2 separate regions of the Homo sapiens genome follow, and region 2 is linked to region 1. Evidence: read pairs that join two places in POLR2A ChIA-PET (ENCODE). Cell type or tissue: MCF 10A. All regions are shown on one strand. Links, peaks and the distances in the headings refer to the core of each region. The heading gives the core; the rest is flanking DNA. Region 1 has its middle 10 kb from the start of CCDC54. Region 2 overlaps DUBR (DPPA2 upstream binding RNA).

Evidence for each region. ChIA-PET counts read pairs that join two places held together with the same protein. Peaks named below come from ENCODE experiments on the same cell type or tissue, not always from the same donor. Only the 100,000 strongest peaks of a DNase experiment are listed, where the experiment ranks them.
Region 2: POLR2A ChIA-PET joins it to region 1 with 6 read pairs; 1 of 35 experiments calls an interaction of 5 or more read pairs at or near these places.

Annotation. Positions count from the first base shown.
Region 1 is chr3:107,364,909-107,369,312 of GRCh38, forward strand. No RefSeq gene overlaps it. Among named protein-coding and RNA genes, the nearest start is that of CCDC54, 10 kb to the right of the region's middle. RefSeq lists enhancers at 1,602-2,103, 1,867-3,066, 2,104-2,603, 2,394-2,688. In MCF 10A, for the core only: no CTCF peak of the experiment used is centred there; a DNase peak (open chromatin) is centred at 2,543.
Region 2 is chr3:107,283,578-107,287,981 of GRCh38, forward strand. The region is part of intron 1 of DUBR (DPPA2 upstream binding RNA); the gene reads left to right. Among named protein-coding and RNA genes, the nearest start is that of DUBR, 45 kb to the left of the region's middle. RefSeq lists enhancers at 853-1,662, 1,663-2,472. In MCF 10A, for the core only: no CTCF peak of the experiment used is centred there; a DNase peak (open chromatin) is centred at 1,804.

The DNA of each region.
Region 1 (4,404 bases), core at 286-4,285:
GATACCATCTTACACCAGCACTTGTATCCCCTAAATCTATACAAATTAAAATTAAATTAAAAAGTCAAAAATAACAGATGTTGGTAAGAATGTGGAGAAAAGGGAATGCTTATACACTATTGATGGGAATGTAAATCAGCACAACCTCGATGGAAAACAGCACAGAGATTTCTCAAATAATTAAAAATAGAACTCTCATTCAATCCAGCAATCCCCACTACTGGGTATCTACCCAAAGGAAAAGTTCATTATATAAAAAAATACCTATATCCATATGTTTGTCACAGTATTAGATTGGTGCAAAAGTAATTGCGGTTTTTGCCATTGAAAGTAATGGCAAAAACCGCAATTACTTTTGCACCAACTTAATACTATTCACATTAGCAAAGATATGCAATCAATCAACCTAAGTGTCCATCAATGGATGATTGAATAAAGAAAGCGTGGTTTTTATACACAATGAAATATTACTCAGCCATAAAAGAGAGTAAACTTATGTCTTCTGCAGCAACATGGATGGAACTGAAGGCCATCATCTTAAGTGAAGTAACTCAGAAAGTCAAATACTGCATGTTCTCACTTTTAAGTGGGAGCTAAATAATGTGTACACATGGGCATAGAGAGTGGAATAATAGACATTGGGGACAAGGAAGGGTGGGAGGGTGGGAGGGGGATAAGGGACGAGAAATCACTTAATGGGTACAATGTACACTCTTTGGGCAATGGCTACACAATATACTCAGGTAACACAATTGCACTTGTACCCCCTAAATCTAAAAAAAAAATTTTTAAAGAAAAGTTCAAGGTTGTATTTAAACATTTCTTCTTTTCTCTTTCTGTACTCAGTTTTAGACTAGTCTGGCAGCATGAGCCACCTACTGGCCTCTCACTCTCTCCTCTGAACTGGGGTCAGTTGATTCCACAGGACAGTGGGGATGTCACCAAGAGACCCAGCTGGCAGCTGGCTTCTGGCTTTCCCTCCTTCTTCGAGCAATATTAACAATTTTAAAAGGAAATTCCCTCACATAGAAACTATACCTAGATTTTACAGGATCAAAATGACAATGGTTGAATTAAAAATAAAAAGAGATATTTAGAGAATAAACAGAAGCGGAAAAGATGAGGTCACCAATAACACTTGTTTCTTCTTCCCATCTTTTTAATTCCTCTATCTTGGACAGCAAAATGCTTGGTTGCTAAGTTCACTAATTCATAAAGAATGCTCTTGTTCTGACACAGCGCCAAGTACACCATAGACATTGATTAAACATTTATTGAATGATTATTATGGGCCAGTACTGAACTATTTCTCAAATACATTTTCTCATTTAGTTTAATCCCCTCAAAAACTTTATGAAATACTATGATTCCCATATCACAGATAAGAGCATACAAAATTTTAGAAACTGATCGAAATGCCTCTATCTGGTAATTCTCGTAACACCATTTTAAAAAAGCGGCTCAGTATGGTTTTCCCATGTTTGCAGTGAAAAGAAAAAAGAAAAGATGTACAGTCACATCAAAATTATAAACTCTGTACCTAAAATCAAAATTTCAAATTCATAGGCTTCTCACCAAATGTAGTTCACTCTAAATAGAATTTACTCGGGGCTACTCCAAAACCGCAGGCTGAGTAATACCATCCAAATTTGCAATGATTACAAATTAGTCTATTTTGTTGAGTGTATGAAAAGGTGAGTAAATTATGCTATTATTCTGCTCCCAATTTCTACAATAATTGGAATAGTCAGAAGAGTACAGTAGATCAGAGATCAAAATATCACCCTTATGATGGATGTAGCATAGAAGTGTGACAACGATAATCTTCCTAATACCCAATCTCAGAATTGGATTGAATCTCCAGGCTTCTCTCTGTGCCTCCCTAAACCCCACTCCTGATCTTTAGGGGCAGAGTCTGCCCTTATCCAGCTGATGGCATGGAGGACAGAATGAAGAATAAAGAGTGTCCTTGGCAGGCAGGCAAATCCCAAAGACAAAGGAAAGGAGGAAGAAGCTGAGCTATGCACGCCCAGTTCCTCAGTCCAACCTCACAACCAGCAAAGGCATTCCCTTCCTCTGAGGGGGTGGAGACAGGGCAGAAGTGATATGCTAATTCTTATCCCTCCTTGTGGAAACTCCAAGTCCCAAAAAGGAGGTATCACCATCCTACCCATCCACCCGCCGACATATATCCTGTGTGACCAGACTGTGATCTATTCCATCCTTTTCATTTGGGGCATGTTGGGCCTCAAGCACTTCACAACATGATTATTTTATTCCTAACGGTCAGTAGCGAATAAGACGTAAAATGACATAGTTCTGCTGTGGGTAAACTCAAGGTTTTAAAAAGGAAAAACTTCATTGTCACTTGCATTATATATGTAAAGTACACAAATACATGTATAGATATGTAAATTCTATATCTAAAAAGGAAAAAAATGCCCAATGGTGACACAGCATTAAATGATTTAATAGCTAAGGATTTTATTTACATCTCAGAATAAAGAAATGCCAAAAGCTGATTCACTGCACCACAGTGATGACTCAGCAGGTAGGCAGGAAGAGGAAGGAGCAAGCCAAAAAAGGGGTGGGGGAGGTGAAGCAGGTTCTGCGTTTGATAACAACAGCCCCCGTTTTTAAATATTTCTGAAAGAGGAGAGGGAAAAAGTCAAAATTAACAATAACTTTGTTGCCCCACAAAGCCTCTCCTTCTTTCCTACCCACTCTAGGAAATTAGGAAAGTGCACGCTGGAGGAGTCCCATTGAAAATGTCGGCTCTTCCACTGCTGTAGGCAGTTTAGGTCTAGCGGTTAACTTCTGAGATTTGGAACCCTCACTACCAAGTTCCATTTCTAAAGGCCATTAGAATTTCATAATAAAACACTGGATATAACATTTCTGTTATTCCTTAGTTCCTTAGCAATAAAATCAAGACATTTAATTTTGCAAATCTGACCCTTAAACAACTCTTATGAAAACATTTACTCCCAACTGACCGCAAAAGATACCAGCCCAGCCTCCGACATTCATCTCAGTCACTTTGTATCAGGGGCGCACACAGAATTCCCTCCCTGAGTTTATGTCATTTCTCTTGGTTCAAACTCCTCACTAGAAATGAAGCACAAAACACTATATATTTATTGACAGCCTGGTGGCTCATAGCTTGCACCAAGCTGGTTTGTTTAGAAGAACAAACTAAATAGGGTCCTTGACTTCATGGTGTGTACAGCACAGAAGACCTTTTTGACTTTCACCTGTCCAGACCTCAGTTGTTTTCAAGGATTTCATTCCCAAGCCAATACATTCCATGGGGATCTCCCTCCTTTGTTCCTCAGATAATCAACTGCCTGCATTCTCAGCACTTCACGTATTCTAAGTTCTTGAATTAAACCACCTAAAGGCTCTAGCTCCTTCAAATCAAAAACACTCATAAAGGGGGCCTGAATAATGTTTGGTCCTCCTTCTCTTATTGTGAGGATTTTAACCTGGTTTATATCTTACGGTGTCCATAAAGGGCTTTGAGGATTGGGGTGGGAGAGGTCTGTGTGTCTATCCCCTGATGTACTTATGTGCAAATTTGTGTGTGTATGCTAATATTCTGTATTAGTCCATTCTTGCACTGCTATAAAGAAATACCTGAGACTGTGTAATTTAAAAAGAAAAGAGGTTTAGTTGACTCACTGTGCCACAGGCTGTACAGGTAGCATGGCTGGGGAGGCCTCAGGAAACTTTCAATCATGGCTGAGGGCAAAGGGGAAGCGGGCACGTCTTACATAGTGGGAGCAAAGAAAGAAGGAGAGGGGAGAGGAGAGGTGCTACACACCTTTAAACAACCAGATCTTGTGAGAAATCATTATCTCAGGAACAAGGGGTAAATCCAGCTCCATGATCCAATCAGCTCCCAGTTCACACCATGCCCCACCTCCAACATTGAGGATTACAACGCGACATGAGATTTGGGTGGGGACACAAATTCAAACCATATCAGTGCTGTTTTCTGAAAAAGCACGCAAAACTTTCATCGGATTCTCAAAGGAATGTTGGAACCCAGATCTTCTGCTTTACTAAGGTTTAAGCAATTATATCACTTTCTCAATCATTTCAATGAGCCTGGACATTCATTTGACTTCAGCTCTACTTTCTAACAACAAAGAATGTGATTTCCAGCAACATGTTCTTATTTTTAAATGTCATTTAAAAATGTAAATGTAAAGTTCAATGGAAGTTACAACAGAAATTTTTGCCTATCTTAATATGTAAATTGCCCAAGGGCTCAGACCAGTTTCGTTTCATTTTACACTGCATGGTGGAGGAGAAACTTCAGCACTTAAATAGAATGAGCAGTAATTAAGTCTCACAAGTTACAGTGAGAATTGTAGCCATTAGTGCCAAACACTGAAGCTG
Region 2 (4,404 bases), core at 302-4,301, 81 kb before region 1:
AAAACAGGTGATTACACTGGGTTTCAGGGGCATGGTTTGCCAATTCCTGCGTCAATTAAATCAATACAACTAAATGTATGAGTTTCAAATATAAATTACTTGGTCTTTTACTGATGAAACCACAAAAGAGTTATGCCTATGAAAAATGACCCCTCACCAATAAAATTAATAAAGACCCAAATCCTTTTTTTTGCACATATCTAAAATAGACCAGCCTTCTTATACAAACAAAATCTCCACTCCTAAGAACTTTCTTCCTGCTTAACAAATTGTTACCTTTACTACCTAAAGTTTTGGGGAATATTAGGAAACCCTGGAATTAAAGAGGAAGAGCTTCATTAATTGTGTTCCTCTTCTTACTCTCAGACCTCTGTTTTCAAGGGTCCAAGAATTTGAACAGATGGAAATGTATGTGAACTGTGTGTGGATGTTCTATGTTCCAGTGCAGCTAATCAGGTCTCTTGATCCCTTAGCAACTAACTGCTTTGTAACATAGCCCTGCAGAGAGCTTTTCAACAAGTCTTAATTGAGCCAAGTCCACTCCAGGGGTATATGCATAGAGCTTGACCCTTGATTTTGAGTGAGACAGGAGCTACCTGTTGACGCATGATTCAAACTCCTTTCATCACGGTGTCTGAAGAATAATAAAAAGTGGAGCTGAGACTGACGTAACTAGATGATAATGGATGGGGGTGGTGAGAAAAGTATGAATGCTATGACCAGATTACCCAGATTTGTAGCTAAATCTGGGATGTTACTTTCTTAAAAAGTGCATCCAGCATCATGTAGAAGCACTAAAATTTAGGTAAGTCAGCAGGTCAGAAAAAAAGCAGTACATGCTTTTTTTCAACTGCTGTTATAAAAACATAGTAAATAAATACTGTTGAATCCAAAACATAAACAGCTTTAAAAAATTATTCTAATGCTTTAGCAAAGGTAATGCTTTTATTTTATTATGAGCTGCCCACGTGTACTTCTCAGGTTGTGAATCATTTGAGCAATTTTTCAGTTAAGGAACATTTTGTTCTAGAATGAAAATAATATCAAATGCCCCTCAGTAGTGTGGGGTTAGCATAAACATGGAATGACAGGCAGTTTAATATAAAACCAGAATAATGACATCATCTTACAGTACATTGAAGCTGCTATATGATTTCTTATGCATAGCATTTTGGTTTTCATGAGCATAATTTCAGGGACCATATTTTGATGAGTCACAGTCTTGTTTACAGTGCTAACATTTTGTTCTCTCTTGTAACTATGATAGGAGTCTGAAGAGATTTTCAACTCATTCACTGAAGCTGCTACTTACTGTCTGCTGCTGATACTCTTTGCAAAAAGGATTATAGATAGCTCTGGATTTCAGAATCTTAGATATTTCCTAACCAGAGTGCAAGGACCTAAAAGCCCTTAATCGAGTTTCTAATCACAAGCAAGATGGTCCTACATTAAGGGCCCTTTGAGAGTAGCATTCATGTCATTGTATCTTTGTCCCATATCAAATAGGTTTCTTATTTTAGCACCAAAGGCAATTCTTTCCTTGTAGACTGAAGAGAAGCCCTAACCAGTCAGTTAAGGAATAGAACACAGTAGCTACCATTTTATTCTCTCTCCCACAGGACTCTGGAACCTATTTTATTTTGATGAACAGCTATATATTGAATGCCATTTTACTAGTGTTAGTTCATTTCATCCTCATAACAACCTTGTGACGTAGTTACTATTGTTATCTCAATGTACAGAGGAGAAAATGAGACACTGAGTGGGACTCAGGGATTGCTCCAGGCCACACAGTCAGCAGGAGGCAAAGCCCAGATTCAAATGCAGATTACTCAGCTCCACAATCCACATCCTCACAGGAGGCTGCACTCCTTGCCCAAGCGTCAGACAGGAGCAAAGAGAAAGAAGGCAACCAGCTGGCTACTTTCTTCCCTTCTTGGATGCCTCCAACAGGGTGAGAAGGACTAAACAAATGACCAAGTGTCATCCCATTTTGGACATACTTAAAACACCCCATGGAATTTTTATTCTGACTTTCTTCTGCCTGTGTGGCATTTATGTTTAAATAAAAGAGAATTCAACTCGTATGTCTGATATCTTCATGACTAGTTTGCCAGGGATAGTCCCCATGTACACTTTGTTGTATCGTTGACCTGTTCAGTTTAGCATTTGCTCAGGGATTTCCATTTTTAACCTAGTGCTATTAGCAACAGTTGTGTTAAACATGCTAAGATGGGTCTGGTGAACTTTGACTTTTCGAGCTTCAGTCTGGTCTCAGCAAGGAGTAACTGAGATTTTGTGCAGTGAGCAGAGTTCCGACTTTAACACATGGTTAAATCTGATTGACTTCCAACCCTCTCTAAACACAAAGTAACTAACAGCAACTTCCCAAGTACATTGCTACAAGCTGAATATTTATGTTCCCTCCAACATTCAGATGCTGAACTCCTTACCCCAGTGTGAGGGTATTTGGAGGTGGGACCTTTGGGAGATTCGGTCTTCATAAATGGGATTAGTGCCCTTATAAAAGAAATCACAGAGAGCTTCCTCTCTCCTTCTACCATGTAAGGATGCAGCAAGAAGACACCATGAACCAGGAAGTACGTCCTCACCGGACATAGATTCTGCCAGTTCCTTGATCTTGACTTCCCAGCCTCCAGAACTACGAGAAATACATGTCTGCTGTTTATAAGTTGCCCAGATTTTGATATGTTGTTATTGTAGCCTGAACAAACTAAGACAGACATCATGCAGGACTCAGTAACAAAAGGAAATGCACACAAACGCTGTCTTGGTGTTTGCTGCCCTGTCAGCTTACTGGTGGCCCATTCAGTGGAGCATGGCCGATGCACAGGTTCTTACCACAGGCCTCGCCACAGCTAACAAGATACCTGAAACTGTCAACTTGCCAGTTGGTGGAGTCTTTGAGAAATAGGGAAAAGTATAGGGTTAATTAAGATGAGATGTGCAGGGGAAATAAAGACAGAGATGTCCTAACCCATAGGTAATTGTGTTGTTGTTGTTGTTTTTGTTTTGGAGACGGAGTCTCGCTCTGTCACCTAGGCTGGAGTGTAGTGGCCTGATCTCGGCTGACTGCAACCTTCACCTCCCGGGTTCAAGTGATTCTCCTGCCTCAGCCTCCCGAGTAGCTGGGAGTACAGGCACATGCCACCATGCCCAGCTAATTTTTGTATTTTTAGTAGACACAGGGTTTCACCACTGTTGGCCAGGCTGGTCTCAAATTCCTGACCTCAAGTTATCTGCCCACCTCAGCCTCTCAAAGTGCTGGGATTACGGGCATGAGCCACTGCACCTGGCCCCTATAGGTTATTGACTATAGTACCCAAATAAGTACCAAGAAAAAAAATTCCTGCTTATATAATTTTAATATACAGATAATTCATATAAGTACTTTAAAAATATTGCTTTAAAATACAAAAGGAGCGAGACTCCATCTCCAAACAAACAAACAAACAAAATACCTATAGTTTAGGACATCTCTGTCTTTATTTCCCCTGCACATCTCATCTTAATTTACCCTATAATTTTCCCTATTTCTCAAAGACTCCACCGACTGGTGAGCTGACAGTTTCAGGTATCCTGTTAGCTGTGGCGAGGCCCGTAGTAAGAACCACCACATCGGCCATGCTCCACTGGATGGGCCACCAGTAAGCTGACAGGGCAGCAAACACCAAGACAGTGTTTGTGCGCATTTCCTTTCATTACTTCTTTATTTTAAAGCAATGGAATTTTTAAAATTATGATTATATCTTGCTATTTTATTTTTAAATAGTTTTTGAATAGAATTTATATGTTTACAAATAAAAGACAATCAATTTAGCAATCAGTTATTACTTCAAGAATTATGTAATTATAATTATAAGCATGCCATTTTATTCTCAAATTTTTATATGGTCACCCTATGTGGGGAGGAAATCCATTACACTGTAAGACAGCCCTTCTCATCCATGGTTAGAAGCTACAATTACTAGAAAGTTCTTCCTCACACTTATTCAAAATTTCCTTTCTAATAAACTTTTTAAAATTTAATTCTGCCTTCTGTACCTACATAAATTCAATTCCAGAACCTCTTCCCCAGTAGAAATATTTTAAAATATTATCTTCTGTTTCTTGTCTACCCAAGCAGATTTGTAATATTTATAATCCCTGTATATCTACTTTTTCCTACCTTTTTTTGGTAAAAGCTTTTGGAATGTTTAGTCATATAACAAATAAACATTTGTGCCTGCTTTGAGTAGGCAGCAAGAGGTACTTCTTTTTTAAAATCACTTATTTTTTTCTCCATGGTGATGGTAGTATTCTCATTTTTTCACCCTAGTGATTATTTCTTGCAGAGACAGTGAATACTTAAAAAATTTTAATGGAAGGAATAAAAATATTCCT